Regions from separate parts of the Homo sapiens genome. Here region 2 is linked to region 1. The links are chromatin contacts, found by Hi-C or POLR2A ChIA-PET in ENCODE. All regions are on one chromosome and are shown on one strand. The core of a region is the stretch at or near the end of the contact, and the rest is flanking DNA. Distances in the headings are between cores, read along the strand shown. Region 1 holds the start of ALG8 (ALG8 alpha-1,3-glucosyltransferase). Region 2 overlaps GAB2 (GRB2 associated binding protein 2).

The links. A loop is a pair of places that touch in the nucleus more often than their neighbours do. ChIA-PET counts read pairs that join two places held with the same protein, here RNA polymerase II (POLR2A). Pooled maps may share reads with other maps.
Region 2: a loop to region 1 is called in a pooled map, with 7 times the contacts of the local background. The contact joins the enhancer-like site here to the promoter of ALG8 in region 1. A Hi-C loop is called at or near these places in 5 of 37 single-sample maps with no recorded cell type and 9 of 50 pooled maps. POLR2A ChIA-PET finds 5 or more read pairs at or near these places in 4 of 52 experiments (GM12878, H1, activated B cell and 1 more).

What each region holds. Positions count from the first base shown.
Region 1 is chr11:78,137,787-78,141,634 of GRCh38, reverse strand. It overlaps ALG8 (ALG8 alpha-1,3-glucosyltransferase), which reads left to right and starts at 2,009. Exons shown (of 13, transcript NM_024079.5): 1 at 2,009-2,141. The coding sequence starts at 2,047. KCTD21-AS1 (KCTD21 antisense RNA 1) reads right to left here and starts at 1,842. Exons shown (of 3, transcript NR_102281.1): 1 at 1,563-1,842. RefSeq lists enhancers at 566-1,276, 1,437-1,546, 2,157-2,236, 2,317-2,426.
Region 2 is chr11:78,308,634-78,312,024 of GRCh38, reverse strand. All of the region lies in intron 1 of GAB2 (GRB2 associated binding protein 2), which reads left to right. All of the region lies in intron 1 of LOC105369402 (a long non-coding RNA gene), which reads right to left. Among named protein-coding and RNA genes, the nearest start is that of GAB2, 110 kb to the left of the region's middle. Within about 2 kb of position 1,289, at least 17 of the 41 ENCODE cell types and tissues checked have a DNase peak (open chromatin) inside an H3K27ac peak, as active enhancers do; they include GM12878, where a contact is called at or near this core.

The DNA of each region.
Region 1 (3,848 bases), core at 760-3,259:
TCATCATCATCATCATCTTCAGCTGCCCATTTGACTGTAGCTATTACAGGAAAGTAATCGATTGTAAGGATGGAAGTTGGTTGGAATGATGTGAGGAAGGGGCCAAGGAATGCAGGCAACTTCTAAAAGCTGAAAAAGACAAGAAAAACAATCTCCCTGCAGAGCCTCTGGAAGCAACCAATCCAAATGACACCTTGACTTTACTCCAGTGACTGATTTTAGATTTCTGGTTTACAGAACTGTAAGAGAATAAATTTGTGTTGTTTTAAGCTACTAAGTTTATGGTAATTTCTTACAGCAGAAATAGAAAATTAATGCAAAGTGCCTTTAAAACATCTAAGTAGCTGGGCATGGTGGCGCACAACTGTAATCCCAATACTTTGGGAGGCTGAGGCAGGAAGATCACTTGAGCCCAGGAGTTTGAAACCAGCATGGACAATATAGGGAGATCCCATCTCTACACACACACACACACACGTTGCCACATCCCTGTGGTCCCAGTTACTCAGGAGGCTGAGGTGGGGAGGACTGCTTGAGCCCAGGAGATCGAGGCTGCAGTGAGCTGTGTTTGCACTATTGCCCTCCAGCCTGGGCCACAGAATGAGACCCTGTCTCTCAAAAACAAAACAAAAACATCTACGTGAGGTCAGGTAGCCAACTGGAGACCAGGGTCTGAAAGTGAGAGAAGAGTGCTGAGCTAGAAATCTGTGAATCATATTCACATGGGTGGCAGCTGAAGCTGTGGGAGGGCATAAACTCATATTAGGGAGGTGACACTGTCACCTACTTGCTGTGCATCTTTCAGCAAGATAATTAACTGATCTGACACATTATTGAGCATTTATTCTGTCCTGGAATCATATCAAGCAATTTACATGCATTCTCATTTAATCCTCACAACCAGTTTATGAGGCTGAAACTTTTTTTTTTTTAGACCAAAAGCATCTTGGATAAACAGGCCTGAGGCTTGCCCAGGCTGAAGTGCAATGGCGCGATCTCAGCTCACTGCAACCTCCGCCTCCCACGTTCACGCGATTCTCTAGCTTCAGCCTCCCGAGTAGGTGGAATTACAAGCGCCCGCCACCATGCACGGCTAATTTTTTTTTAATTTTTAGTAGAGACAGGGTTTCACCATATTGGCCAGGCTGATCTCAAACTCCTGAACTCAGGTGATTCGCCCACCTCGGCCTCCCAGTGTTGGGATTACAGGCGTGAGCCACCGCGTCCGGCCAGAAACCATTTTTATCTCCTATTTTCAAAAATAAATAAATAAATAAAAATTTTAAAAAAAGAAACTGAGGTTTAGAGTTTAGTTTGTCCAAGATCATACAGTAAAATAATGAGACAAGCCTAATTAAATTGCATGTGCCTCAGTCATTACGCAATCTGCGAGTTTGTTGGGCCTACTGAATCAGAATCCGAATTATTTTAACATGAACCGTAGGCTATTTGTACACTAAGCGTTAGGACTAGCCTCTACCCTGCTTCCAGAATGGGTTCCGCTCAAGCAGGAGGTGAGCCAAGAGCCTCGCTCAGAGTTCTAAAAACACAATGTTTCTCACCTCTGTATCTTTGCACATGCCATTCTCTAGCTGGATTTAATACTCCGGTGCAAGCGTCCAGGTTGGGAGCCCCCGCAGTTCTCTGAGGTACTTTTATCTACTGTAACTCTAGGGCAACAATCCTGGCTTCTCCACTAGTGCGTGAACGTCTCTAGCGTTAAGTTTTTTTCTCACCTAAGTATCCCCAATACTACACAGTGATGACCCAGCGCAAACGACCACTCTTTCAACGCAAGCATGAACTAGCTGATAAAACTTAAAAGTGGCTACAAACGCCTGCGCAGGAGCCCTTCCGGCCCGGGGTGAGACGCGGGTCTAAAGAAAAGGTGGGCGGGAGGTTTAAATAGCTGACTGCAGTCCCCGGACTGGCTGCGCCGCTCGCCGCATGCGCGCAGCTAGCGGGCACGGCTTCAGAGGGCTTTCTCCGCATGCGCGGGATCCCGGATGTGGATCAAGTTGGTGGGAAGCGTGCGGTGCCGCAGCAATGGCGGCGCTCACAATTGCCACGGGTACTGGCAATTGGTTTTCGGCTTTGGCGCTCGGGGTGACTCTTCTCAAATGCCTTCTCATCCCCACATAGTAAGGGACTCGCACGGCCAGGGGCTGGGCGGGGAGGCCCCGCGGTCGGTCAGGGCGGGAGAGAAAGGTGTGGATATCCCTGGGTATGAAGAGAAAACTTTAGGTCGTGTTTGTCGCTATCCTGCCTTTGCTAAGCTTTCTGTTTCGCCAGTTGTTACTTGACTTAGCCCCAGCTGGCTAGGTTCAGACCTGGCGCTGTCTGATTTGGAACAAATCACTTTAACGTTTCTGAACCTCAGGGTCCTCATCCTTAATAGGCAGTTAAGAACCTCTGCCTCCAACAGCCATTCAGCCAGTATTATCAGATGCCTGAGGTGCCAGGTACCGTTCTAACTCCCGGGAGATGCGGTGGTGAGCAAGACATTGCTGGTCCTTGCCCTCGAAGTTGGTGGGTGGAGCTAGACAAACAGGAACTTTTCAGATTGTGATAAAGGAAATAGAGGGTTACTAAGTGGCTGTGCGCTATTCCTTTAGAAGGTGATGTTTGAGTTGAAATTCAAAAAATGAAAAAGAATAAGTGATGTGGAAAGCAGTTCAGGCATAGGAAAGAGTAAGTTCAAAGGCCCTGTGGCAGGAAAGAAGTCAGAGCATTCTAGGAACAGAAAGTGCCCCTTGTGGCTGCAGAGCATTGAGGGAGAGGAGTGGCACAGCATGGGGTGCACTGGGGACAGATAACACAGGGTTTCGAAGACCACAGTTAGACTGCTGTGTAAAAAATGGATGTAGGGCCAAGACTGAAAGCGTGGAAACCAAGAAGCAACCATGAAATGGTGGTGTGTATACAGTAGGTACTCAGTATTTATTAATATTGGCTTCCGCCTTCCCTTCATCCTTCCTCTTTTTTCTTTTTCTCCCTCATCCCTTTTCTCCTTTCCCTCCCACTTCCTAGTTTAGGGTTTGTTTTATTGGTATCCTTTGATTCAGGCTCTTGGTGATCTCTTGTTGAATATGGGAGAGTCATATGTATAGAATGTAAGTCCATACTGATGCGTATATGTAATCATGTAAGTGGAATGTATATGTAGATTCAGTAAAATGATTAACTGTAGGTCTGTGCATAAGATTATTTCTTGCTTTAGTTGCCTCAGGCTAGAAATGTATCCTCAGAGTTGTTTTTTTTGTTTGTTATTTTTTTTTTTTTTGAGACAGTCTCGTCCCACTCTGTCACCCAGGCTGGAGTACAGTGGCACGATCTCAGCTTACTGCAACCTCTGCCTCCCGGGTTCAAACGATTCTCCTGCCTCAGCCTCCGGAGTAGCTGGGATTACAGGCTTGCACCACCGCGCCAGGCTAATTTTTGTATTTTTAGTAGAGATGGGGTTTCACCATGATGGCGGAGGGCTGATCTCAAATCTCCTGACCTCAAGTGATCCACCTGCCTCGGCCTCCCATAATGTTGGGATTACAGGCATGAGCCACCGTGCCTGGCCAGAGTTGTTATTTTGAATACTGCTCTTGGTCCAGGTTAAGAATGTATATAGCGCTCACTTTGGCAGCACATGTACAGGAATACCTCATTTTTTGTACTTTGCTTTATTGCACTTCACAGATACTGCATTTTCATTTTTTTTACAAATTGAAGGCTGCGGTAACTCTCCATTGAGCAACTCTATCAATGCCATTTTTCTAACATCATGTGCTCATTTTGTGTCTGTGTTACATTTTGGTAAATCTTGAAATATTTCACACTTTTTCATTGCTATTATA
Region 2 (3,391 bases), core at 40-2,539, 170 kb before region 1:
TCTTCGTAATTTGCAGCAAGGCATGAAGCTGATGTCTATCACTACAGCCAGCCCTGGACGGCATTGTTTGTTAGGTAAAATTGTCGGTAGAACTCTGCTCTGCCTCTTACCTGTTTCTCTCACCCCATCTCAGGGCCTCAGGGCTCTGGCCTCTGTATGACCTGGTGGGATTGAGCTTCTGTAGGCACCTCTTCTTGCCCACAGCCTCATACCTAACTACCGCCTCGCTCCAAGTCCAGTTGTCTCAGGCTTTCTAGGTGTCTTGCTACTCTGGTAAACTAATTGTATCTTATGTATTTATGGAAAGAATTAATGAATAAACAAATGCATGGAGGCAATTTAAAAGCAATATAATAAGCAGTACCAACACCACTGCCTGGCCCACAGCCTGGCACGCAGAGGCTTTTGTTGTTATGTTATAGTGGCTCAGTGAAAACTTATTGAATAATTTATTACTTTTGGTGTAATGCATTTACTATCCTAACCGTATGTTTGAAGCCCAGTTCAAATGCTCTATCCTTTGTTGAACTGTTCTTATATCAAATAAAAATTCTTCCTTTTCTGTAATAGAACTTTATAGGAAAGTTTATATATATAATATTCTTTAGGGAAAGAAAAAAAAACAACCTTTATATTACCTTACTTGATTCTTGTAACAACCTGGTTAGGATTATCATCTTCATTTTATAATTGAAACTGAGGCTTAGGTATATGAAAGAGCTCATTTTTATGCAGCTCTTAAGTAATGAAGCTGACCCCAAAACTTACTTTCATGTATATAAAATGTACCTAATAAGTGTTCAGTAAATATGGGGGGAAGAAAAAACTTACTTTCATTTAGTAAATTATTTTTACCTCAGTACATTATATAGGCAGATGTATATTTTATGAAGTTGTGCCCATATTTTAGCTTCCCCACTAGAACAGAAGCCCTTTTGATCTGAGAACTGTCCCATCTTGTTGCCTCTGCTTCCCAGAGCTTCACACATAATAAATGTTTGAAAGTAAATTGCTAATTTTAACAGGGTTCTTCAGTGGCAGAATTTCATACAAAATCATTGTAGTGAAAGAAAAAACCTTTAGTAAGGAGACAAATCAAACTTTTTTCCCCTGTGTAGAGAGCTCCCTAATGGGTCTTCTTATTTTTTTAGAATGAACTGTAGGACATACCCACAAGGGTACTCTTTCTGATGGGTGATACGAGGCTCAGGGTTTGTGGCAATGAACTTTGCTCTTTCCCACACCTGAAGCTGCAGCTGTAACACACATCAGAGACTGAAGGACAGTGGCGCTGGAACACGACCAGGCCTGGGCTGCGGTTCGCCTTGGTGAACTGAGATTCATCACTATTAATATCTGAGTTTCCATTAATAACCCTTTTCACTGTGAGCTCATTTAAATCTTCTGTTCTCTAAGCTATTTTTAACCACACATTCTTGGGCCTGGGCCTGGTTCCCGCTTACAGATCATAACTTTCATTTTGATTTTTTTTTCTTTTTTTTTTTTTTTTTGAGACAGAGTCTTGCTCTGTCGCCCAGGCTGGAGTGCAAGTGGCACGATCTTGGCTCACTGCAAGCTCCGCCTCCCAGGTTCACGCCATTCTCCTGCCTCAGCCTCCCGAGTAGCTGGGACTACAGGCGCCCACCACCGTGCCCGGCTAATTTTTTTTTTTTTTTTTGTATTTTTAGTAGAGACGGGGTTTCACCGTGTTAGCCAGGATGGTCTTGATCTCCTGACCTCGTTATCCAACCGCCTTGGCCTCCCAAAGTGCTGGGATTACAGGCGTGAGCCACCGCACCCGGCTCATTTTGGTTTTTGTACTTGCAGAAATAATAGGAATTCTGCCCAACCCCTCACTCCCTCCACCCCCACATTTCTCAGAGGCGTGTATTGAAATTGTAGGTGGGACAATTCTTTGTTATGCGAGATTTTATCCTATGCATGGTTTGAGGTTAATATACCTGTCCTCTGCCCTCTAATGCCTGTAAGGCTTTCCAATCATTGTGACAACTTACCCCACCACTGCCACCACCACACACACAGGCGCGCGCGCACACACACACACACACACACACACACACACACACACACACACACATTTCTAACCCTCCCCAAAGTGAACCGTACTGGGACTGATTGAAAGCCATTATAACCAGACACCTCTCTCTGCCACCCTTGATCTCTCTCTGTTGACTTGAGTCCCTATCCAAGGTAGAACTAGGAAACAGGATGTTACTCTCTATATCCTGAGAAAAGCAGCTTTTCTGTTTCCCCAGAGCTCTCCACTTTGTGAAATAGAGAAGCAAATTAAGATCTTGGGGATTGAACTGCTGAGACCAGTTGAATATCATTGTTGCTCTGTCAAGACAGGTTTTTTAAAAAAATATTAGCCAGGCATGGTGGCATGTGCCTGTAGTCCCAGCTACTCAGGGGGCTGAGGTGGGAGGATCCCCTCAACCCTGGGGAGGTTGAGGTTGCAGTGAGCTGTGATCATGCCACTGTACTCCAGCCTGAGCGACAGACTGAGACCCTGTCTCAATTTAAAAAAAAAAAAAAAAAAGGCAGGGGGCAGGGTTTAACCACAAGATTTTATTCTCTTAAAATTACATGAAGGCTGGGGAGGGGGACAGGGACTGGGGAAAGGCTGTTAGTTAGTATGGAATTTCTTTTTGGGTGATGAAAATATTCTGGAATTAAATAGTGGTGATGGTTGTACAACCTTGCAAGTATACTAAAAGCTACTGAATTGTACACTGTAAAGGGTAGATTGTATTGCATGTGAATCATATCTCAATTTTTTTAATTGCTTGAGTCTGCTACTCTTAATATTTCCCTACCTGTCATCTGATCTCCCAAGCTTGAAACTTTTATCTGGCAGTTACTTTTGACTCTTCTCTCTCCCGCAGTTTTCATTTCTAGTGGGTCACTAAGACCTAACTCCTAAGTAATTCTCAAATACCTTTTTTTCTGTCCCCACTCCCAGTGACATTACTCAGGCTCTCCCTTGCCTGTACTGTCGTGACTAGCTGTTAATTTCTCTTCCTGTCTCTAGACTTCTCCTACCCTCAGCATCTTTCCAGGATGTTTCCAACTATGTCTTCAACTTTTTATTGTGAAATGGAATACACACACAAAAATTATATATAATATATACTGTACTATAAAGGAAACACCCATGTAATTACCACCCAGGTCAAAAAATTGCCAGCATCCCAGAAATCCCTGAATGTCTCTTTCCAGTCATATTCTTCTTATTCCACTCCATCCCTTCTTCCAAGTATCATGACTTCTGTGGTAGTCATGCCCATGCTTTTGTTTGCAGTTTTACCATAAGTATGTGTATTCTCAAGAAATATTGTTAGTTCTGTTTATTTTTGAACTTTTGAAATCA